Linked DNA regions of Homo sapiens: region 1 is linked to region 2. The links are chromatin loops, found by intact Hi-C in ENCODE. Cell type or tissue: MCF 10A. All regions are shown on one strand. Each heading gives the region's core, and the rest is flanking DNA. Links, peaks and the distances in the headings are about the cores only.

The links. Peaks named below come from ENCODE experiments on the same cell type or tissue, not always from the same donor. Only the 100,000 strongest peaks of a DNase experiment are listed, where the experiment ranks them.
Region 1: it touches region 2 in a loop (19-fold over the local background); 5 of 110 quality-filtered maps call a loop at or near these places.

Annotation. Positions count from the first base shown.
Region 1 is chr11:63,586,877-63,598,981 of GRCh38, reverse strand. PLAAT3 (phospholipase A and acyltransferase 3) reads left to right here. Exons shown (of 5, transcript NM_001128203.2): 3 at 819-921; 4 at 8,614-8,882. It overlaps LOC105369335 (a long non-coding RNA gene), which reads right to left. Exons shown (of 3, transcript XR_950179.3): 3 at 8,892-8,953. Among named protein-coding and RNA genes, the nearest start is that of PLAAT3, 22 kb to the left of the region's middle. In MCF 10A, for the core only: a CTCF peak has its summit at 5,697 (motif pointing left); no DNase peak of the experiment used is centred there.
Region 2 is chr11:63,733,044-63,745,148 of GRCh38, reverse strand. The region is part of intron 3 of RTN3 (reticulon 3); the gene reads right to left. Among named protein-coding and RNA genes, the nearest start is that of ZFTA, 30 kb to the left of the region's middle. In MCF 10A, for the core only: a CTCF peak has its summit at 6,193 (motif pointing right); a DNase peak (open chromatin) is centred at 6,228.

The sequences.
Region 1 (12,105 bases), core at 2,567-10,566, 150 kb after region 2:
CCATGCTCCCCTAACAGGGTGAGAGCATTTACTGCACCCTCCCTACCTTCCCCTTCTCACATACGCACACTCACTCTCACACGTAGTCTCACACTCATGCATCCACCCTCACACACATACTCACTCAATGTGAACATGCACACCTTAGCATCAGGCTGAGCAGCCGGGGGACATTACTGCTGGAGACTGATGCCAGTTCTCCATTAGGCCCAGGCCAGGTGTTGGGGAGTGTCTGTGGAATGCCCTCCAGATCTGGCAGCCTCTGGCATGGACCCCAGGTGGGCAGCTCTAGTCACATAACTGGTGGTGTTTCCTGATGGTCAGACTGGGCTGGGAATCAGCCAACTGGGCGTTCAGTCCTGGCCAAGTCACTCATGAGTTATATGTCTTTGCACAAATTCTTTTACATTTCTAGGCCTTGATTTCCTCATCCATAAAATGGGGTTCATCATTGGATGGTTGTGTGGATTTATTGAGCCATCTTGTAAAACATGGAGAGTGGAGTGCTTGGCTCAGAGTAAGAGTTCAATAAATAATATTCCTAGAAATAATAAGGCAGAGACTCCAGCTCATGAAGAAACCTTTTAGGTTTGCACTTGGCAATTTGTATTGACAGAAGGGCAGGCCCATGGTGCCTGCAGGTCTGGGTCACAAGCTTGTGAAGTTGGACTGGCATTGGACCTGGCAGAGCAGGGCTCAGGACATATGTTCTGCTGAGCTGATAGCTGGGGACCACTCAGCTGCACCTTCCTCACTGAGCCCTGTCCTGGTTCCACGATCTCATGCTCCCTCTAACAGCCCTGTTCTTGGTTTTGCAGCCAGAGCCTAAGCCTGGAGACCTGATTGAGATTTTTCGCCCTTTCTACAGACACTGGGCCATCTATGTTGGCGATGGATATGTGGTTCATCTGGCCCCTCCAAGTAAGAACACATGGGACCTCCACTGTGATGGGCCCCAGGGGCTGGGAAGAGAGGGGATGGGGAACTGTGGGTAACAGGTGACCCCAACATTCTTCTTGCTTCCCAACTGGCAGTTGTCTCTGAATGTTACAAGAAGTTTGATATGGGGCAGTTTGGTGTGGGGCACTGGTTTTCAAGGTCTGCTCCTGGGAACCTCAGGGGGTTCTTTAGAGCAGGGGTCCCCAACCTCCAGGCCATGGACTGGTACTGGGTAGGAACTGGGCTCCAGAGCAGGAGGTGAGTGGTGGGCAAGTGAGCGAAACTTCATCTGTATTTGCAGCTGCTCCCCATCGCTTGTATTACCGCCTGAGCTCCACCTCCTGTCAGATCAGCAGCGGCATTAGATTCTCATAGGAGCATGAACCCTACTGTGAACTGCACACGCAAGGGATCTAGGTTGCACACTCCTTGTATTAGTCTGTTTTCACACTGCTATAAAGAACTACCCGAGACTGGGTAATTTATAAAGAAAAGAGTTTTGTTTTTTGTTTTTTTTGAGACAGAGTCTTGCTCTGTCACTCAGGCTGGAGTGCAGTGGCGCAATCTCGGCTTACTGCAAGCTCCGCCTCCTGGGTTTACGCCATTCTCCTGCCTCAGCCTCCTGAGTAGCTGGGACTACTCAGGTGCCTGCCACCACACCTGGCTAATTTTTTGTATTTTTAGTAGAGACGGGGTTTCACCGTGTTAGCCAGGATGGTCTCGATCTCCTGACCTCGTGATCCACCTGCCTCAGCCTCCCAAAATGCTGGGATTGCAGGCGTGAGCCACCGCGCCCGGCCCTTCAGAAAGAGGTTTAATTGACTCACAGTTCTGCATGGCTGGGGACGCCTCAGGAAACTTACCATCATGGCAGAAGGTGAAGGGGAAGCAAGGCAGGTCTTATATGGTGGCAGGAGGCGGGGGAGTGCCACACTTTTTTTTTTTTTAGATGGAGTTTCGCTTTTCTTGCCCAGGGTAGAGTGCCATGGCACAATCTCGGCTCACTGGAAACTCCACCTCCCAGGTTCAAGTGATTCTCCTATTTCAGCCTCCCGAGTAGCTGGGATTACAGGCACCTGCCACCACGCCCGACTAATTTTTCTATTTTTAGTAGAGATGGATTTTCATCATATTGGTCAGGCTGGTCTTGAACTCTGGACCTCGGGAGATCCACCTGCCTCAGCCTCCCAAAGTGCTGGGATTACAGACATGAGCCACCATGTCCGGAGTGCCACACTTCTAAACCATCAGATCTTGTGAGAACTCACTCATTATCATGAGAACAGCATGAGGGAAATCTCGCTCATGATTCAGTCACCTCCCATATAGTCCCTCCCCTGACACATGGGGATTACAGTTTGACATGAGATTTGGGTGGGGATACAGAGCCAAACCATATCACTCCTTATGAGAATCTAATGCCTGATGATCTGTCACTGTCACCCGTCACCCCAGAAGGGACCATCTAGTTGCAGGAAAACAAGCTCAGGGCTCCTACTGATTCTGCATTATCGTCAGTTGTATGATTATTTCATTATATATTACAATGTAATAATAATAGAAATAAAGTACACAATAAATGTCATGTGCTTGAATCATCCCGAAACCATCCCTCCCCACTGCCGAGTCCATGGAAAAATTGTCTTCCACAAAACCAGTCCCTGGTGCTAAAAAGGTTGGGGACCGCTGCTGTAGAGGGACCAAGGTGGCATCTGAGGACGAAGCTCTGTTTTGATGTGTTTTTTATGCCGTGACTTTGTATGCAACACACTCAACTCTTTTTTTTTTTTTTTTTTTTTTTTTTTGACAGAGTCTCGCTCTGTCGCCCAGGCTGGAGTGTAGTGGCGCGATCTCGGCTCACTGCAAGCTCTGCCTCCGGGTTCACGCCGTTCTCCTGCCTCAGGCTCCTGAGTAGCTGGGACTACAGGCACCTGGCACCACCCCTGGCTAATTTTTTGTATTTTTAGTAGAGACGGGGTTTCACTGTGTTAGCCAGGATGGTCTCGATCTCCTGACCTCGTGATCCGCCTTCCTTGGCCTCCCACAGTGCTGGGATTACAGGCGTGAGCCACTGTGCCCGGCCGCAACACACTCAACTCTTAAGCGTAAAGCTCCTGGGAAGAGTGCAGGTGTTTGGGCAGAGAGACTTGGTTATGAATCCAGTTTCCATTCTTCAGCCTTGATTTCCTTTTTTGCAAACTGAGGATATGAATACTTAACTTGGAGAACTCTTGTGAGAATTCCTCACCCTTCTCTTAAGCCTTTAACTTAAACTGGGGTATAACATAAGTATTGTAAAATGTACAAGCATAGTAAAGTATACAGTCAGTGAATTAAAAAAAACCATCCATGTAACAGTGCCCCAGATCCACATCTAGAACATTCCCACTGTGCCACTTACCCTGAAAGGCTCTCTCATGCTTCTACAATATGCCTCCCCACGCCTCGCCCAGGCAACCATCATTCTAGCTTTTCCTGCCATAGATGAGTTTTGCCTGTTCTAGAACTTCATGGAAGAGGTATCACACGGCCCGTGCTCTTTTGTGTCTGGCTTCTTTTAGCCAACATCATGCCCATGTGAGTCATCCATGCTGCTGTGAGTAGCAGGAATTCTTTTTCACTGCTGTGTATTTTCTGTTATATGAATATGCTACAATTTAGCATCCATTTTTCTGACATCAGACTCATTGCAGGTTTTGACTGCTATGAATAGAGCTGTTATAGACACTCTTTTTTTTTTTTTTTTTTTTCCGAGACGGAGTCTTGCTCTGTGGCCCAGGCTGGAGTGCAGGGGCATGATCTTGGCTCACTGCAACCTCCACCTCCTGCTTTTAAGCGAGTCTCCTGCCTCAGCCTCTGGAGTAGCTGGGATTACAGGCACGCACCACCATGCCCAGCTAATTTTTGTATTTTTAGTAGAGATGGGATTTCACCATGTTGGCCAGGCTGGTCTCAAACCCCTGACCTCAAGTGATCTGCCTGCCTCGGCCTCCCAAAGTGCTGAGATTACAGGCGTGAGCCACCGCGCACGGCCCTTGAACATGTCTTTTGCATATCGTTTTAATTCTAACTAGTGGCCTCACCCTATCAGTAGTAACCAGAGTAGATGTCATCTTCCCCACCCTGAGCCCCTTACCCATGTACCCCCACCCCCTCCTCTTCCTTTCATAAGCACTTTGCTCCTCAAATTCCCCACCTCCTTCTGTATTGTCATCTTCTCCCTTTCAACTGGATCATTCGTATTGACATAGAGACAGCTGTAATATATCCCGTTGATCAAACGCCCGGCCTCACATCCTTCTCTGCTTAACGCCCTACAGAGCAGATCTCATTACAGCTTTGTCTGCCTGGCCACCTCCGGTTCCTCGCTTCCCATTCTGCCTTCCATCCCCTATACCCACACTTTCTTTTTTCTTTTTCTTTTTTTCTTTTTTTTGAGATGGAGTTTTGCTCTCAGACTCTCTTTTTTTGCCCCCCTGACAGAGCAGTTCTCAAGGGTAGGGAAAAGCTTCCACATCTTGCCAAAGCTTAAAGCCAAGTCCCATCACAGCTGACTTGGCTTCTCTGCAGCATTTGATGTGAGTGACCTTCCTGCTCTCCACCTGGCACCTGACTTTCTTCCTCTCCCTCTGGGCCCTTCTTTTTTGGTCTCTTGTGTGGGCTCCTCCTCCTCTCTCATTTCCCTAAATCGAGCTCAGATGACCTCATTGGATTCCTTAGCTTCCAATACCTTCTATTTGTCAATATCTCCTAAGCCCAAACCCTCAATTTACATCCCCCTTCAGCTTCAGACTTGCATAACCTCTTGACTACTTGGTAACTCCACTTGGGTGTCTACCTGGCATCTTGAACTTGATCTGCCCCAAATGGGAGGCTCCAGTGGAAGACACCATTCAGCTGCTCAGGCCTAAAGCCTAGGAGTCATTCTCCGTTCCTTCCAACCCATGTCTAATCTATCAGGGAATCCTGTTGGCTTTATCTCTGAAACAGACCCCAGCTCTGACCACTTCTTACCATCCCCACTGCAGCGCCCTGGTATGAGCAACCACCCTCCCTCGCCTGGTGGCAGTGTCACTTCTGGCTGGTCTCTCTGCCTCTTGCCACTCACGGCCAGTTCCTCATTCATGGGCAGGTGGTGTGATTGTTTGAAAGCGTAAATCAAGGGCCAGGTGCGGTGGCTCATGCCTGTAATCCCAGTATTTTGGGAGGCTGAGGTGGGTGAATCACCTGAGATCAGGAGTTTGAGACCAGCCTGGCCAACATGGCGAAACCCCGTCTCTATTAAAAATACAAAAATTAGTCGGGCATGGTGACGCGCCACTGTAGTCCTATCTACTTGGAGGCTGAGGCACGAGCAGGAGGCGGAGGCTGAGGCACGAGCAGGAGGCGGAGGCTGCAGTGAACCAAGATTGCACCACTGCACTCCAGCCTGGGTGACAGAGTGAAACCCCGTCTCAAAAAAACAAACCAAAACCAAACCAAAACAAAGCATCAAAGTCTACACTGTGGCCTGTAGGGCCCGGCCTGGTCTGGCCTGGTCTGTGACTTTGGGCCTCGTCTTTCTCTTCTCCCCTCCTGGGTCTCTAGACTCCAGCAACGTTGGCCTCCTTGCTGCCTCTTGGCATGCCAAGCTCTCTCCTCCCTGCAGACTTCATTCCTGCTGTTCCTTCTGTTCTAGATGCTTCATCATTCAAGCTTCAGCAAAGATGCCTTTTCCTTGGGGTGGCCTCCCCAGCCTGAGCAACAGCAGCCTCTGCTGGTCATCCTTGCCATGTCACTCCACTCTGTCTTTCCATAGTGTCTGTTGGTACCTGCAAGTATCTTATTTTGTGTATTTGTTCATTGTCAGCGTCTTCTCAGTAGCATGGGAATTGCTTGAGGGCAGGCCTGCTGTCCAGATCACGTCACTGACTTCAGCACCTTGGACAAGGCCCGGCACCCAGTAGGGCCTCAGTATTGATTGGCTGCACTGAGCAGGTGTGTGTGGTAGATAGAGGGTTGGGGAAGGCATGACAAGCACCCGGGTGGACAGGTGGACAGGTGTGTCACAGACCATCAGGTCAGTGATACTCCTTCAAAGGAAAAGATGCTTCTACCTGCATCTCACTTGAGTTTCACAGGAGTCATGTGGGATAGATGAGGCAAGGAGGACTGACCTTCTGCTGCTGAGAAAACTGTAGAAATTAGAGCTGGAAGGAAGCTTATAAACTTGCTGAAGTGCCTGTCCTGTGCCAGACACTGGTGAAAGCATGTTTTCTGGCCAACCCCTTTAATCCTCACAGCTGCCTGTGCAGTAGGGACTATTTTTGTTTCTATCCTACAAGGAATGGGGGACTCAGAGAAGTTAAGAAACTTACCCAAGGTTGCATAATGGTAAGGGGTGCAGGCAGGACCCAAACCCAGGCAGTCTGACTTGATTCTGTGCACTTAACCACAATGCTGCACTGCCCAGTCCAAGCTATCCCAAAATTCAGTCGCTGATGGATTGCCACATCCACATGCTCTTTCTGTGATTGTTCACTTCATATTTTCTTCAGTAGACTCACTTTTTAAAAGAAGGAACTTTAGGCCAGGTGTGGTGGCTCACACCTGTAATCCCAGAACTTTGGGAGGCCGAGGTGGGTGGATTGCTTGAGCTCGGACCAGGCTTGAGTTCGAGACCAGCCTGGCCAACATGGTGAAACCCCATCTCTACTGAAAATATAAAAATTAGCTGGGCATGGTGGTGCACACCTGTAGTCCCAGCTACTCAGGAGGTTGAGGCATGAGAATCGCTTGAACTGAGGAGGAGGAGGTTGCAGCGAGCCAAGATCACACCACTGCATTTCAGCCTGGGCAATGGAGTGAGACTCTGTCTCAAAATAAGAAAAAAAAAAGAAGGAACTTTAAATTACTGTGTTGATATGTATTTGTGCATCAATTTTAGTGTGTATTTGGGGATTTCTGGAGCAAAGTGAAGTGACAGGTCCAGACCACTCAGCTGGTTGGTGATGTGCTGGGGTCGAACCCAGAGCTTCTCACCGCCAGCTTGAGCACAGGGTACCCCTGTCCTGGGTGGCATCTAGATATAAGTTTAAGGAAGTCCTCACTCTTGGTTGTTGACTCTGCACTTGCATGGCCCTGAGATTTGGTGCCTCCTTAAACTTTGGGCTCTAGGCAACTTGCTTGCCTCTTCCGAGTCCCTGCGCTGTCACCCACTTTGCCTGGGAGCTGAGGCTGGGTGGGCCCCAGGAGCTCATCCTCCCGACAAACGCAGGGCTCCAATAAGGCACCCTCTCTTTTATTTACTTCAATGAATCTTCCAAGCTTCACGTGCCCTTTTCCTATCAAGTCTGAATTCCCTAAATTTCTAATATCTTGGCATTGCATGTAGGCATTGCATGCAGGCTGAAAAGGTTTATTGGTCTTTGGAAAGCGGAGAAGAGCAGGACCTGAAATCTAATCGGCCTCTCCTGCTGTTGCTGTCACACGGATGTCATTGTTGAAGACTGGTCCTACCCAGTTTAACAGGGTGCTGCTGTGGCACCCTGGGGGCCTTGACCCTGACAGGGTCACAGTGGCTGTTTGAGGAGAGTGAGAGTGAACCTCCTTTGACATGCTCCCTGGGTGCGTAGGCCCATCCCTTGAGTGCATACCTACTTTTTCTTTTTCTTTTTTTCCTAAGGCAAGATCTCACTCTGTTGTCCAGGTCGGAGTGCAGCGGCGCAATCTCAGCTGACTGCAACCTAAACCTCCAGGGCTCAAGTGATCCTCCTGCCTCAGCCTCCTGAGTAGCTGGGATCACAGGTGCACACCACCATACACGGCTAGTTTTTGTATTTTTTGTAGAGACGGAGTTTTGCCATGTTGCCCAGGCTTGTCTGAAACTCCTGGGCTTAAGCGATCTGCCTGCCTTGGCCTCCCAAAGTGCTGGGATTACAGGTATGAGCCACTGTGCCCAGCCCATCCCCACTTTTTCAATCATCATACTCAGTGCCTGCCTCTCCCTGCGCCACACAGGTTGTTTGAGTTGGGAGGAATGCCCAGTCTGTGTTGGCATCAGCTTTCCCTGTCCACCATCCTGGTCTTCATGTTGAACCTGGACTCCTTGTCTTCAAGATCATTTCATTTCTGGAGCTTTGTGGCCCTTCCTTGCCCTGGGCCTTGGCCTGGGCTGTGCCCATGTACCCACTAAGCCTCCTTAGCATCCATCACAGCTAGGGGGACAGCTGTGCGTTTTGGTGGGTCTGTTTCCAGAAGGGCTGGGACTCTGGAAAACCCAGCCATGTTTTCTGCAGTAAGCAGCTTTGTGTGGTCAAGTAGGTGTAGCCCTGATGCCATCATAAAAGTCTCCCACCTTATCTTCCCAGGTGGATGAGTATGCTCTTGGCTCATATTTGCATAACCAAGGGGGCCACTTAAGTGTCATGAGGTATAGAAGACCACCTTCTCTAGAGTAAGAAAAAAATCACAGTAAATCATGGAACTTCACTCCCTTTCATTTTAGATAAGGAAACCAGGGCCCAGAGACCACACACACCTTCCCCAAGGCCCACAGCCATGCGTCTGACCCTTCCACTTGTTGCTTATCCTTTGTGGATGAGCCAAGGGCAGATGCCCGGCTGGGGGCCAGCTCTGAGCCTCCGTGGCCCTTCCCAGGACCAATCCCTCTGTTTCCTCTTTGTGGATCTGCAGGTGAGGTCGCAGGAGCTGGTGCAGCCAGTGTCATGTCCGCCCTGACTGACAAGGCCATCGTGAAGAAGGAATTGCTGTATGATGTGGCCGGGAGTGACAAGTACCAGGTCAACAACAAACATGATGACAAGTACTCGCCGCTGCCCTGCAGCAAAATCATCCAGCGGGCGGAGGAGCTGGTGGGGCAGGAGGTGCTCTACAAGCTGACCAGTGAGAACTGCGAGCACTTTGTGAATGAGCTGCGCTATGGAGTCGCCCGCAGTGACCAGGTGCGTCCTCTGCCTGTGTCGCCTTCCCCAGGAACCAGACCATTCCCTCTGCTGACGGAGGCTGGGCATGGCTATGGAGGCATGAACAAGACAAAATAGCAGAGACAGAATTACTGCCCTTGAGGATGTCACAGTTGGGACAAGGGTGGGGACAAGGGTGGGGAGAGAGGCAAGTTGGCAATGCAGATCAGTGTAGTCGGGGGCGGGGGTGGGTGGCCAAGGAAAGGAGTCACAGACATGATGATCATTCCCATTGCCAAGCCCTCCCTGGCCACCTGTCCCTGAGATGGCCCTCCCCAGCCCTAAAGGCAGGTTTTAGGACCCACTACCTTACAGATTGGGAAACTGAGCTTAAGTAACTTGTCTACAGCCATTCATTTCATCAAAAAAATCTTTGTTGAGTCTCCAGACCTGGTACCTGTCTTTTCCTGTGCAGATAATTAGCAGAGTTGGGATTTGAAGCCCAGGTCTGTGTGGCATAGCCTGATCGTGCTTATAAACAGCACTGTCTTCAGCCTGGCTGAACCCTAAGGGTGAATCTGGGAGACCCTAGGGGATGCAGTTTTGTTCATTTACTTGATTTTATTTTTGTCTTTCCTCTCCTTTCAATCTCTTTTTCTCTTCTCATTTCCTTGCACTTCTTCCCCCTCCCTTTCAGCCACTTCCATCTTTTTTTTTTTTTTTTTCTTTGCATAGGTGAAAAGAACATTGGGAAGGTTCTTACATGGCTGTTGATGCAAAAGAATACATATTTTTTTCAGTGAATGATTAGCTTAAGATCCATCAGGCTGTTCACTTTTATTATTATTTTTTTTGAGATCCAATTTCTTCTTCCCTGGTCAGTGTGGTGGTTAAGAGCCTGGGCTCCTGGAGTCAGGCCAACGTGGGCTGGACCTGGTCTCTGCCTTTTGCCGGCTGTCTGACCTCAGGAGAGTTAGTCCAGCTCCCTACACTTTGGTAAAGTACGAATGATAATACTCATCTTGGAGGATTACCTTGTGAATTAAATAAGAGCATGTTTATTCTTAGCACACTGAATACATTGTAGTAGTAAAAATAGTCATGATTATCCTCATTTTTTTTTTTTAAATTATCCTCCTCTTTTTTTTTTTTTTTTTTTTTGCTTGGCTCATCCATTGCCTGGTCCCCTGGCCTCTGTGGGCCACAGCCACTTGAATGGGAAGACACTGACTAACACCACCTATAGGAATCACTCTTACTCTCTTCATACTGCTGATAACCAGCTGTGCTTACTACACCAACCCTCATGTTTGTTAGGCGGTTCCTATACCTGTCTACAGTGGGATATTAGTTACCTTTGAATGGGTATCCTCTTATTTTTTTCTTCGATCAGTTGGGTTATTCATGTTCAACAACTATTTATATATGAATGTTAAAGGTGATCAACTTAGAAATTGAGTAGGTGGTACATAGCTAACTAGGTAAAGAAAGGGCAATATTGCCAATGTTTGTGAAGATTGCAGTCTGTTGGTCATGGTCTGGCTTCAACTTCCCTGAGAGTTGATAAGAGCTTTCTTCTGGGGAATCAGTGGGCAGGGCCATGAGAAGAACTTCATTAGTGCCTGAATATTGTCAGGTTAAAAAGGTGATGCAGTGAAAGAAAGCAGGAGACCAGGGGATGGTGGCACTTACTACATCTATCTCTTGGGGATAACAGCCTTCAAAACATTTGTGTCTTGTTTTTCTTTTCTTAAAACAATTTTATTTTAGGCCGGGCACAGTGGCTCGCACCTGTAATCCCAGCACTTTGGGAGACTAAGGCGGGCAGACCACTTGCGGTCAGGAGTTTGAGACCAGCCTGGCCAACATGGTGAAACCCCATCTCTACTAAAAATACAAAAATTAGCCGGGCATGGTGCTGGGCATCTGTAATCTCAGCTACTCAGGAGGCTGAGGCAAGAGAATCACTTGAATCCGGGAGGCAGAGGTTGCAGTGAGCCGAGATCACACCACTGCACTCCAGCCTAGGTGACAGAGCAAGACCCAGTCTCAAAAAAAATTTTTTTTATTTTATTGTTTTTTATTTTAATAGAGATGAGGTCTCACTCTGTTGCCAAGGCTGGTCTTGAACTCCTGAGCTCAAATGATCCTAACGCCTCAGCCTCCCAAAGTGCTAGGATTACAGGCATAAGCCACTGTGCCCGGCCACATTTGTCTCTTGTCACACTTGATGAGGCATTGCTGTCATCTTGGTATCTCTCTTTACTAGCATCCTAGAAATTTCTTTCAGTTCCCTGCTATATTAATGCTTTTATCCTCTGTAGTTCACATCCTTCTCTTTTTTGGTTTATGCCCTTGTTTTGGTAGACTACTTCCCCTAATAGTTTACTGAGAAATGGTACATTTTAAAAAGATCCCTAGGCAGGCATGGTGACATGCGCCTGTAATCCCAGCTACTGGTGAGGCTGAGGCACGAGAATTGCTTGGACCCAGGAGGCAGAGGTTGCAGTGAGCCGAGATCACGCCACTGTACTCCAGCCTGGGTGACAGAGTGAGACTTGGTCAGAAAAAAAAAAAAAAAGACCCAAGAAACAAAAAACAAACAAAAAAAGATCTTGCATGCCTGAAAATATCTTTATTTTATCCTCACATTTGATTAATCATTTGGCTGGGTATAGAATTCTAGGTTAGAAATAATATTTTTTTTTTCAGAATTTTGAAGGCATTGGTTTATTGTCATCTAGCTTTTGTTATTGTGGTAGAGAAGTCTGAAGCTGTTCTGATTTTTTATTGTTTGTATGTGATCTATTTTTTCTTTTCAGAACTGTATAGAATCTTCTCTTCATCCTCAGTGTTCTGAAATTTATTACCTTGCACGGGTCTATTTTCATGTATTGTGCCAGGTACTTGGAAACTCACTTTCTTTAGTTCTTGGAAATTTTCCAGTTTGTATTCTCTGGCACTCCTATTATTAGGCTATTGGATCCCTAGACTGCTTTGCTGATTTTCTTATCTTCTCTCTCTTGTTTTTTATTTATGTATCTTTTTATTTATTAAGACAGAGTCTTGTTTCGTCACCCAGGCTAGAGCACAGTGGTGCGATGTTGGCTCGCTGTAACCTCTGCCTCCTGGGTTCAAGTGATTCTTCTGCCTCAGCCTCCAGAGTGGCTGGGAATAAAGGCATGTGCCACCACACCTGGGTAATTTTTGTATTTTTATTAGAGATGTGGTTTCCCCATATCGGCCAGGCTGGTCTGGAACT
Region 2 (12,105 bases), core at 1,910-9,909:
GGGAGAAGAGGATGAAAAATATGAAGAAAAAGTGAGAAATGAGGCAGTTGCCAATAGTTTAAAATGAAGCCACTAGACTTACACTAGTTCTAGTGTGTATTTCATAACCAGCAAGAGGCTGCATGGTTTGCGTCCATGAAATTTTCTTTTCTTTTTTTAGACAAGGTCTGGTTGTATCGCCCAGGTTGGAGTGCAGTGGCACAATCTTGACCCATTGCAACCTCTGCCTCCTGGGCTCAAGCCATCCTCCCATCTCAGCATCCCAAGTAGCTAGGACTATAGGCGTGCACCACCATTCCCGGTTGATTTTTCTATTTTTTGTAGAGGCAGGGTTTTGTCATGTTGCCCATGTTGGTCTCAAACTCATGGGCTCAAGCAATCCACTGGCCTTGGCTTCCCAAAGTACTGGGATTACAGGTGTGAACCACAGCGACCAGCAGAAACTTTCTTTTCATTCTCTTTTATTTTCATGTACCTGTTCTGGCTGAGTATAGTACAGTTATGTACTAAATGACATGTGGACAACAAAGCACCACATATATGACTGTAGTCCCATAAGATTAGAATATTGTATTTTTACTGTATTTTTTTAATGTTTAGATGTACAAATACTAAGCACTGTACCACACTGCCTACAGTATCCAATATAGTGTAACATGCTGTATGGATTTGTGGCCTAGGAGCGATAGATGATACCATATTGCATAGGTATGTAGTAGTATACCTTCTAGGTTTATGTAAGTTAACTATGGTATTTGCCCAATGATGAAATCACCTAATGACGTTTCTCAGAATGTATCCCACTGGTAATCAATGCATAACTACTTTTTAAAACAGGAAATTATTTATTTTTTAATGTGTTATCTTTCCTTCCTTTCCCACTTTTTTTTTTTTTTTTTTTTTTTTTTGAGACAGAGTCTTGCTCTGTCGCCAGGCTCGAGTGCAATGGTGTGGTCTCGGCTCACTGCAATCTCTGCCTCCCAGGTTCAAGCGATTCTCCCACCTCAGCCTTCGAGTAGCTGACATTACAGGTGCCTGCCACCACTCCCGGCTAATTTTTTGTATGTTTATTAGAGACAGGGTTTTGCCATATTGGCCAGGCTGGTCTCGAACTCCTGACCTCGTGATCTGCCTGCCTCGGCCTCCCAAAGCACTGGAATTACAGGCGTGAGCCACTGTGCCTGGCCCCTTTCCCACCTTTATCTTCCTTCATCAAGTTTTTGTTTGTGTTTTGAGACGGAGTCTCAGTGTGTTGCCCACGCTGAAGTGCAATGGCGAGATCTCGGCTCACTGCAACCTCTGGCTCCCGGGTTCAAGCAATTCTCCTGCCTCAGCTTCCTGAGTAGCTGGGATTACAAGCGCGCACCACCACGCCCAGCTGATTTTTTGTATCTTTAGTAGAGACAGGGTTTCACCATGTTGGCCAGGCTGGTCTCCAACTCCTGACCTCAGATGATCCGCCCGCCTCAGCCTCCCAAAGTGCTGGGATTGTAGGCATGAGCCACTTGACATTTGTGCCCAGCTTGTGAAAATTCTTAACAAAAATTTAGCAAACCAAACACAACAATAAATAAACGCAATACTACATCATGACTGAGGTGTTTCTTTTGAAAAAATACAGGATTGGCTTAACATTCAATAATCAAAATAATTCTCCATTTTAAAGAATTCCACCAAGGAAGAATTCCATAATTCACCATATTAACAACTAAAAAAGAAAAACCATATGATACAGAAAAAAGCATTTGAGAAAATCCAACATTCATTCCTGATTTTAAAATCTCAGGAAACTAGGGAAGGGAAATCCCTCAACTTGATAAAGGTAATCTACCAGTAACTTACAGCAAACATCGTACTTACTGAAAGAAGGCAAGAAGTTCTCTCTGCCTCTACTCCTGTTTAACACTGTATTAAAGGTTCTAGCCAGCTCACTAAGTCAAGAAAAACAGGCTGGGCGCGGTGGCTCATGCCTGTAATCCCAGCACTTTGGGAGGCCAAGGCAGGCGGATCACCAGAGGTCAGGAGTTTGAGACCAGCCTGGTCAACATGGCAAAACCCCGTCTCTACTAAATATACAAAAAATAAAATAAAATAAAATAAATTAGCCAGACATGGTGGCAGTCACCTGTAGTCCCAGCTACTCGGGAAGCCGAGGCAGAAGAATCGCTTGAACCCAGGAGTTGGAGGTTGCAGCGAGCTGAGATCGCGCCACTGCACTCCAACCTGAGTGACAAGAGTGGGACTCAATCTCAAAACAAACAAACAAACAAACAAACAAAAATATATATATATAAACTTAGGTATAAATCTCACAAAAGATATATAAGACCAGTACAGTGAAATCTATAAAACATTGCTGAGAGAAACCAACAAAGATCTAAATTAATGGAGAGCTATCTGTTTTCAAAGGTTGGAAGACTCAAAATTGCCAAGACATTAATTATCCCCAAATTGACCTATAATTCTTCACGACTTTAATCACAATCCTTTCTTTTTTTTGTGTGTGATGGAGTTTTGTTCTTGTTGCCCAGGCTGGAGTGCAGTGGCATGATCTCGGCTCAATGCAACCTCCGCATCCAGGTTCAAGCGACTCTCCTGCCTGAGCCTCCCAAAGTAGCTGGGATTACAGGCGTGTGCCACCATGCCCAGCTAATTTTGTATTTTTAGTAGAGACGGGGTTTCACCATGTTGGTCAGGCTGGTCTCGAACTCCTGACCTCTAGTGATCCACCAGCCTTGGCCTCTCAAAGTGCTGGGATTACAGGCATGAGCCACTGCGCTGGCCTACAATCCTAGTAGGTTTTTGTAAAAATGGACAAGCTAATCTAAAATTCCTATGCAAATTCAAATGTAAAGAACCTAGAAGAGCCAGGCAAGGCGCGGTGGCTCATGCCTGTAATCCCAGCACTTTGGGAGGCCGAGGCAGGTGGATCACAAGGTCAGGAGATCGAGATCATCCTGGCTAACACGGTGAAACCCCATCTCTACTAAAAATACAAAAAATTAGCCGGGTGTGGTGGCAGGTGCCTGTAGTCTCAGCTACTTGGGAGGCTGAGGCAGGAGAATGGCGTGAACCCAGGAGGTGGAGCTTGCAGTGAGCTGAGATCGCGCCACTGCACTCCAGCCTGGGCAACAGAGCGAGACTCCATCTCAAAAAAAAAAAAAACCTAGAAGAGCCAAAACAACTTTGAAAAATAAAGTTAGAAGATTAACATGACCTGATTTTAAATATAAAGCTACCATTATCAAGATGCTATAGTACTGGTCGAAAGATAATAGAGCAATAGAATGGTATAGAAAATCCAGAAACAGACAATTGTGCATTAAGAGATGTTTAAAGATTATTTCAGGCCAGGCGCAGTGGCTCATGCCTGTAATCCCAGCCCTTTGGGAGGCTGAGGCGGGAAGATCACCTGAGGTCACAAATTCGAGACCAGCCTGGCCAACACGGCAGAACCCCATCTCTACTAAAAACACATAAGTTAGCTGGGCATGGTGGTACATACCTGTAAGTTTCAGCTACTGGGGAGGCTGAGGCAGTAGAATCACTTGAACCCGGGAGGCAGAGGTTGCAGTGAGCCAAGATCATGCCACTGCATTCCAGCCTGGGCAATAGAATGAGACGCTGTCTCAAAAAAAAAAAATAAATGCTGGGCACGGTGGCTCATGCCTGTAATCCCAGCACTCTGGGAAGCTGAAGCGGGTGGATCACTTAAGGTCAGGAATTTGGGAACAGCCTGGCCAACATGGTGAAACCCCCTCTCTACTAAAAATACAAAATTAGCCAGGCGTGGTGGCACACGCCTGTAGCCCCAGCTACTCAGGAGGCTGAGGCACAAGAATTGATTGAACCCAGGAGGCGGAGGTTGCAGTGAGCCAAGATCAAGCCACAGCACTGCAGCCTGGGCGACAAGAGCGAAACTCCATCTCAAAAAATAAATAAATAAATAAATAAATAAATAACTATAATAAAATAAAGATTATTTCACCCCTTAATGCTTCCTGGCTTCCACTTGGCCATGGATCCCTACCTAGTAAAATACTTTATCCCCAGCTTTAGAGTTAGTACAGCACAGAAATGACTCTGGCTCCAGAATGCCTGAGTTTGTATCCTCTTCCATTTGCCAGCTCTGTGATTTTGGACAAGACACTCAATCTCTCTGTGCATCGGGTCCCTCATTTGTAAAATAGGATAATACAAGATCAACTTCATAGGGATGTTGCCAGGATTAAGTGGATTAATGTGTAGAAGTGCTCAGAATACTATTGATTAGATAGTAACACAATATCAGCTATTATTATTCATTTGACTGCCAACCTCTGCTACAATTGTAACAGAAAATTTAAGAATTGAAGTTAAAGTTAGCTATAGAGCAACAAGATTTTTTCCTTTCCTCTTTGTTGCCAGTAAGATACAAAGAAATTAAAGGTGGCTCATGACTGTAATCCCAGCACTTTGGGAAGTGGAGGCTGGAGGATCGCTTGAATTCCAAGAGTTTGAAACCAGCCTGGGCAACATAGTGAGACCCTATCTCTATTAAAAGAAAAAAAAAGGCCAGGCGCGGTGGCTCATGCCTGTTATCCCAGCACTTTAGGAGGCCGAGGCAGATGGATCACGAGGTCAGGAGTTTGAGATCAGCCAGGCCAACATAGTGAAATCCTGTCTGTACTAAAAATACAAAAAAAAAAAAAAAAAAAAAATTAGCCAGGCATGGTGGCAGGCACCTGTAGTCCCAGCTACTTGGGAGGCTGAGGCAGGAGAATCACTTGAACCTGGGGAGTGAAGGCTGCAGTGAGCCAAGATCACACTGCTGCACTCTAGCCTGGGTGACAGAGTGAGACTCCGTCTCAAAAAAAAAAAAGAAACTAAGATGGGGAGGTTAGAAGGGGCCTTATTAACCAAATCTATTTTATGTATCAAACTTCCATATAAACTTTTCTATGAAAAAGTGTTGCGCTATCAGAACTATGATTAAATAGATTGGTGTGTAAATGATATACGGAGACAGAGGACCAGGAGATAGAGGCAGTATGATACATCACCTATGGGGCAGACCAGACCAACATAGAGTATAGATTTGGGAGTTATCAACATGTAGGTAGTAATTTGAAGCTACGGAAACAGAAGGGATCACTTTGAGGCATCTCAGCCCCTCAAATTCCACACATCAAAGAAAACATCATTTCTGACTGACATTCTTCCCTGATCAGAAAATAGTTCTACCATCCACCCAGAAACCCAAGACAAATACAGAAATAGGGTTCACTCTTCTTTCTCCCTCATCATCTACACTCAAACATCAGGGCTGGTTAAAGTCTATCTTTTTGAATTTATCAGAAAAAATTAAAGTCTTTTGATTAAGAGTCTTAAACATTTTTATGTCTTAAATTTACCTTCTATGAGCAGACTCTTTAGAGAAGACTGTCCAAGTCAGTGACTCTCAGCTGCATGTGAGATGGGATAAAGGACGTGGGATGGGGAGTAGATCCTGACTCCTGATGGTGCATGTCACCTTTTTAAAGCTATGGACAAATTATTGCTTGATTCTGGTTATGTGTCAGGTAGAGAATCACTACTGGAGAGAGCCACTGATACAGACAGGGAATGTCCTTTTCTTTGGGTGTGCTATGTGTTATCTTGGGTGTTCTAAAACAGAAGAGAATTGTGAGGCAATGGGCTAACGAACTGCCACACTAGTACACAACCTTATAGAGAAAGAATGAAGCCTTGGCTAGTCTCTTCCTAAAGTCCTACAGGGAAGTGACCCAAGCTAGTTCAAAAGGTACTGGAAAAATAAAAAGCCAAAAATTCTCAAAAGAACGAAGTCAATGTTCCCTTACTTTTCAGGTTACAACTTTATCTTTAATATCATATCACTTAATTTTTTTTCATTTAAAGGACCTTACTTTTTTCTCTTTTCGTGATTCATTACATAAGTAAAATCACTAATTTTTCAGTTATATTATTTTGCTAATGACAGATGAAACATCTGACAAGGAATGTCTGCACCAAGAGTTTACGTTGCTGGTGGAATTACGACTGATTCCTTCTTTTTATTTTCCAAATCTTTTGTAATGTGGCCATATTACTTTTATTTTAAAAACTTTAAGGTATTTATTTTAAAGTTTTATTTTATTAAAGTATCTATTTCTTGTCCCTGTTATTTAAGGACGCCGGCTGCAGTACCCAAGTTACACCTGAAGAGGGCACTAACACATCCAATGGTAATCTCAGGCTAAGGAAAAAGGAAATCAGTCTTGTGCCATTTCCAGGAGGAACAGCAGTAAACCTTACTGATTCCTCACCCGTTAATTTTATTACCGAATTTGGGGAAAGCTCTTGTTTTGATTCTAACTAGCCATTTCCAAAAGTCAATTGACTTTATTCTCCCAAGTATACACCTCAAAGGTAGAAAAGAAGAGCTGTTCAAATACTTATTCTGAAAAGGAACAAATGTGAAAGAAATTTCAAGGTTTAGTAGTCTGTCAGCTTTACCTTCTTTTTTTTTTTTTTTTTAAAGACAGGGTCTCACTCTGTCACCCAGGCTGGTGTGACTACAGCTCACTGTAGCCTCGACTTCCCGAGCTCAGGTGATCCTCCTGCCTCAGCCTCCCAAGTAGATGGGACTACAGGTACATGCCACCATGCCTGGCTAATTTTTTAAATTTTTTGTACAGATGGGGGTCTCAGTTTGATGCCCACGCTGGTCTTAAACTCTTGGGCTCAAGCAATCTGCCCTCCTTGGCCTCCCAAAGTGCTGGAATTACAGGCGTGAATCACTGAACCCAGCCACTTCATTTTTTAAGAACAAATAAATCTCCAATTCATTCCACCTTCCTTGCAACAGTTTCTTAAAACTTGTCTATAACACATCCCTAAGAACACTCAAACATGCCTGAAATAACTAAAAGGAAAAAAAAGGCCATGTTTTATAACCTCAAAAAGGAAACTGTTAATAAAGGGGAAACAGTTAAGCTTTTTAATATGAACAATTTATGTAAAGACAAAGATGCAGACATTTTTACACAGATTATTTCTTTTCTTTGGTTACTTTCACATTAATAGTTATAATAAATGAAGCCACTTTTGAGTTGCAAAAGAGACGTCAGGTGATGTGTTTGTAAACTCAGGCCCAAATTTTGTGGCTGCTGAAATGGGTTAAGACTCTGCTCTGCTACAGATTTATCCTTAACCAAGGAAATCCACCCCCTCAAAAGGCACAGAAAGATCACTGACAGAATACAAAGCTGTCACTGTCAAAGACAGACACACATACTTTTGGCCATAGATAAGTCTGGCAGCAGGCCAGAGAAATATGTAGGAACCCCTTTCAAACTAATGTTCATCTCACACTCTCAGAAAAAATAGTTGTTTGTTCATTAAAATAACCTACCATCCCCTTTGCCCTCAATTTCAGATTTATAAAACAGAAAACAAAATGGCATTGTCTACCCCTCTCCAGGTGAATAGTATGGATCTAAAAATGTGAACTTTTGACCTTAGTTACCTAAAAAGTATTTTCCTTTTTTTTCTTTTGTTGAGACAGAGTCTCATTCTGTTGAGCAGGCTGGAGTGCAGTAGCATGATCTCAGCTCACTGCAACCTCTGCCTCCTGGGTTCAAGTGATTCTCTTCCCTCAGTCTCCTTAACAGCTGGGGCTACGGGTGCCCGTCACCACATCTGGCTAATTTTTGTATTTTTAGTAGAGATGGGGTTTCACCATGTTGGCCAGGCTGGTCTCAAACTCCTGGCCTCAAGTGATCCACCCACCCTGGCCTCCCAAAGTGCTGGGATTACAGGCATGAGACACCGGCATGCCTGGCCATCAATCTTTAATTTTATGGTTAGTGTATTTTACCTAAGAAATCTTTGCCTACCCTATGTCATGAAGATGTTTTCCTATGCATTCTTGGAAAAGTTTTTTGGTTTTAGTTTTTATGTTCAGAGATCTAATTCATTTTAATTTCTGCACATCATGTGAAGTTAGAATTGTGGCAGGCGGAATTCTAAGATGGAGCTGGGCATGGCGGCGTATACCCGTAGTCCCAGCTACTCAGGAGGCTGAGGTGGGAGGATCCCTTGAGCCCAGGAGGCAGCAGTGAGCTAGGATTGCAAAACTGCACTCTGGCTTAGGAACAGAGCAAGACCCTATCACAGGGAAAAAAAAAAAAAAAAGGATTCTATGATAGCTTCCAAGACTCTTGCCCCTTGTTGTACATGCCTTGTATAACACTTTCCCCTGCCCCTAACTGTGGACAGAACCTGTGAATATGATGGGATAGTCATTCTAGTTTTTGCATTTGAGTTATATAAACAGTCATTTCTCAGTATCTGAATGAGATTCGTTCCAGGATCCCCAAGGATATAAAAATCCATGGAAGCCCAAGTCCCTTATATAAAATAGCATGGTATTTGCATATAACCTAGACATATCCATTTGGATACTTATTTTTTAAAATTTTTTTGAGACGGAGTCTCTGTCATCCAGGCTGGAGTGCAGTGGTGCAATCTTGGCTCACTGCAACCTCCGCCTCCCGGGTTCAAGCGATTCTACTGCCTCAGCCTCCCGAGTAGCTGGGACTACAGGTGTGTGCCACCACATCCAGCTAATTTTTTGTATTTTTAGTAGAGATGGGGTTTCACCATGTTGGCCAGACTGGTCTTGAACTCCTACCTCAGGTGATCCACCTGCCTCAGCCTCCTAAAGTGCTGGGATTACAGGCATGAGCCACCACGCCTGGCCTTTATATTATTTTTTATTGTTTTTTCTTTTGTATTTTCAATCCGAGGTTGGTTGAACCCAAGGATGCAGAACCTGCGGATGCAGAGGACTGACTGTATAAGATTCTCTTGATAGCTTCGAAGAAGCAAGCTACCATGTTGTGAGAGGGCCATGAGGTTAGCACCCGCAGGCAGCTTCTAGGAGCTGAGCATGATTTCCCCAGCTGACATCCAGGGAGAAAGAAAGTGGGTATCTCATTCCACAACTTCCAGGAACTGAATTCTGTCAACAACCAGCCAGCTTGGAAAGAAAGAGGTCCCTGAGTCTCAGATGGTATCACAACCCCAGTGAGGCCCTGAGCAGGAGGATCAGCTAGCCCATGCCTAGAATGCTGATCCATGAAAACTGTGAGATAATAAATTTAAGTTGCTAAATTTGTGCTAATTTGTTATTTCTGGGTTCTCTGTTTCTTTACTTGTAGACTCGTCAGTACCATACTGTCTTTATTACTGGAGTTTTATAATGTCTTTAAATAAATGTTCCAAGTTCTCCAATTTTGTTCTTTGCTCTGTGTATTTCCACAGAAATGTTAGAATTGGTGAGGCGCTTTAGCTCACACTGGTAATCCCAACACTTTGGGAAGCCAAATTGGGCAGAATGCTTGGGCTGATGAGTTCAAGACCAACCTGGGCAACATGGCAAAACTCCATCTTTACTAAAAATACAAAAATTAGCTCGGTGTGGTGGCATATGCCTGCAATCCTAGCCACTCAGGAGGCTGAGGTGGGAGGATGGCTTGAGCCCAGGAAACAGGGGTTGAAAGAAAGAGAGAGAGAGAGAGAGAGAGAGAGAGAGAGAGAGAGAGAGAGAGAGAGAAATGTTAGAATCTGGGACTTTGAATTGTCTTGAATCCATAGATCAGTGTGAGTAGGACTGACATCTTAACAACACTGAGTCTTCCAATTCATGAACATAGCACCTCTCTCCTCTTAGTCATTCTTTAGCTTCTCTCTGCAGTGTTTGGTAGCTTTTAGTACTGCGGTCTTAAGTACTTTTTTAGCTAAATTTATTCCAAGTATTTTATGCTTTTGGTGCTATTGTAAATGGAACTACTTATTTAAAAAAATAATTTTCTAGGTCGGGCATTGTGGCTCACACCTTGTAATCCCAGCACTTTGGGAGGCTGAGGTGGGCAGATCACTTGAGGTTGGGAGTTCGAGACCAGCCTGGGCAACAAGATGAAACCCTGTCTCTACTACAATTACAAAAATTAGCCAAGTATGGTGGTGCACACTTGCAGTCTCAGCTAGAGGCGGAGGTTACAATGAGCAGAGATTGCGCCACTGCACTCCAGCCTGGGCGACAGAGAAAGGCTGTCTCAAAAAAAGTTTTTTTTTTATTGTCAAATTTTGCTATTAATATATAACAACAAAATTGAGTTTTGTTTATCAACCTAATATCTATCCCGCAATCCTGCTAAGTTCACTTATTAATCCTAATAGTTGTTTTGTGGATTTCTTAGGATTTTCTATGTAAACAATCATGTCATCTGCAAATGAAGAAAGTTTAACTTCTTCCTTTCTAATCCTGATTCCTTCTATTTCCATTTATTGCCATAATTCAGTGGCTAGGACCTCCAGTATGGTGTGTGTGTGTGTGTGTGTGTGTGTGTGTGTGTGTGTGTGTGTGTGTTTTGAGACAGAGTCTCCCTCTATCACCCAGGCTGGAGTGCAGTAGCGTGAACTCGGCTCATTGCAACCTCCGCCTCCTGGGTTTAAGCAATTCTCCTGCCTCAGCCTCCTGAGTAGCTGGGATTACAGGTGTGTGCCACCATGCCTGGCTAATTTTTCTATTTTTAGTAGAGGTTTCACCATGTTGGCCAGGCTGGTCTCAAACTCCTGACCTCAAGTGATCCGCTCACCTCGGCCTCCCAAAGTACTGGGATTACAGGCATGAGCCACTGTGCCTGGCTATTTTTGTTTGAGACAGTCTTGATTTGTTACCCATGCTGGAGTGCAGTGGTGTGATCTCGGCTCACTGCAACCTTTGCCTGTTGAGTTCAAGGGATTCTCCTGCCTCAGCCTCCTGAGTACTGGGATTACAAGTGTGCACCACCACACCTGGCTAATTTTTGTATTTTTAGTAGAGATGGGGGTTTCACCATGTTGGTGAGGCAGATCTCAAACTCTGACCTCAAATGAACTGCCCACCTCGGCCTCCCAAAGTGACCTCCAGTATGTTGTATACAAATGGTGAGAGTGAACATTGTACCCAATCTTCAGGAGAAAGTGTTCAGCATTTCAGTATTAAGGATGACATCAGCTGTAGTTTTCAACAGATGCTGTTTATTAGACTGAGGGAATTACCTTCTATTCCTTGTTTGTAGAAAATTCTATCAGAAAAGGATATCGAACTTTTTTTATTTAAAAATTTTAGAAACAGGATCTCACTGAATGTGTGTGTGTATATATATATGTGTGTCTGTGTGTATATACATATATACATACGTATGTATGTGGTGTTTTTTTTTCTTTTTGAGGCAAGGTCTTGTTCTGTCACCCAGGCTGGAGTGCAGTTGTACAATCATGGCTCACTCCAGCCTCGACTTCCTGGGCCCAAGCAATCCTCCTGCCTCAGCCTCCCGAGTAGCTGGGACTACAGACACACACCACCACCGCCACCACGCCCAGCTAATTTTTCTTTTCCTTTTTTTTTTGTTGGTAGAGACAGGGTCTCACTTTGTTGTCCAGGCTGGTCTTGAACTCCTAGGCTCAAGCAAGTCTCCCACCTCAGCCTCCCAGAGTGTTGAGATTACAGGAATGAGCCACTGCACTCAGCCAAACATTTTCAAACACTTTTTATGAACTGAACTTATGCCATAGTTTTTCTTCATTGTTAATGTGGTGAATTATATTGATTATCCAATCTTTTTTTTTTTTATTCTGAGACAGTCTCTGTCGCCCAGGCTGGAGTGCAGTGGTGCAATCTTGGCTTACTGCAACCTCCACCTCCTGAGTTCAAGCGATTCTCCTGCCTCAGCCTCCCAAGTAGCTGGGACTACAGGCGCGTGCCACCACGCCCGGGTAATTTTTTGTGTTTTTAGTAGAGACGGGGTTTCACCGTGTAAGCCAGGATGGTCTCGATCTCCTGACCTCATGATGTGCCTGCCTCGGTCCTCCCTCCTGACCTCATGATGTGCCTGCCTCGGTCCTCCCAAAGTGCTGGGATTACAGGCGTGAGCCACTGTGCCCAGCCTTTTTTTTTTTGTATTTTTAGTAGAGATAGGGTTTCACCATGTTGGCCAGGCTGGTTTTGAACTCTTGACCTCAAGTGATCCACCTGCCTCGGCCTCCCAAAGTGCTAGGATTATAGGCGTGAGCCAC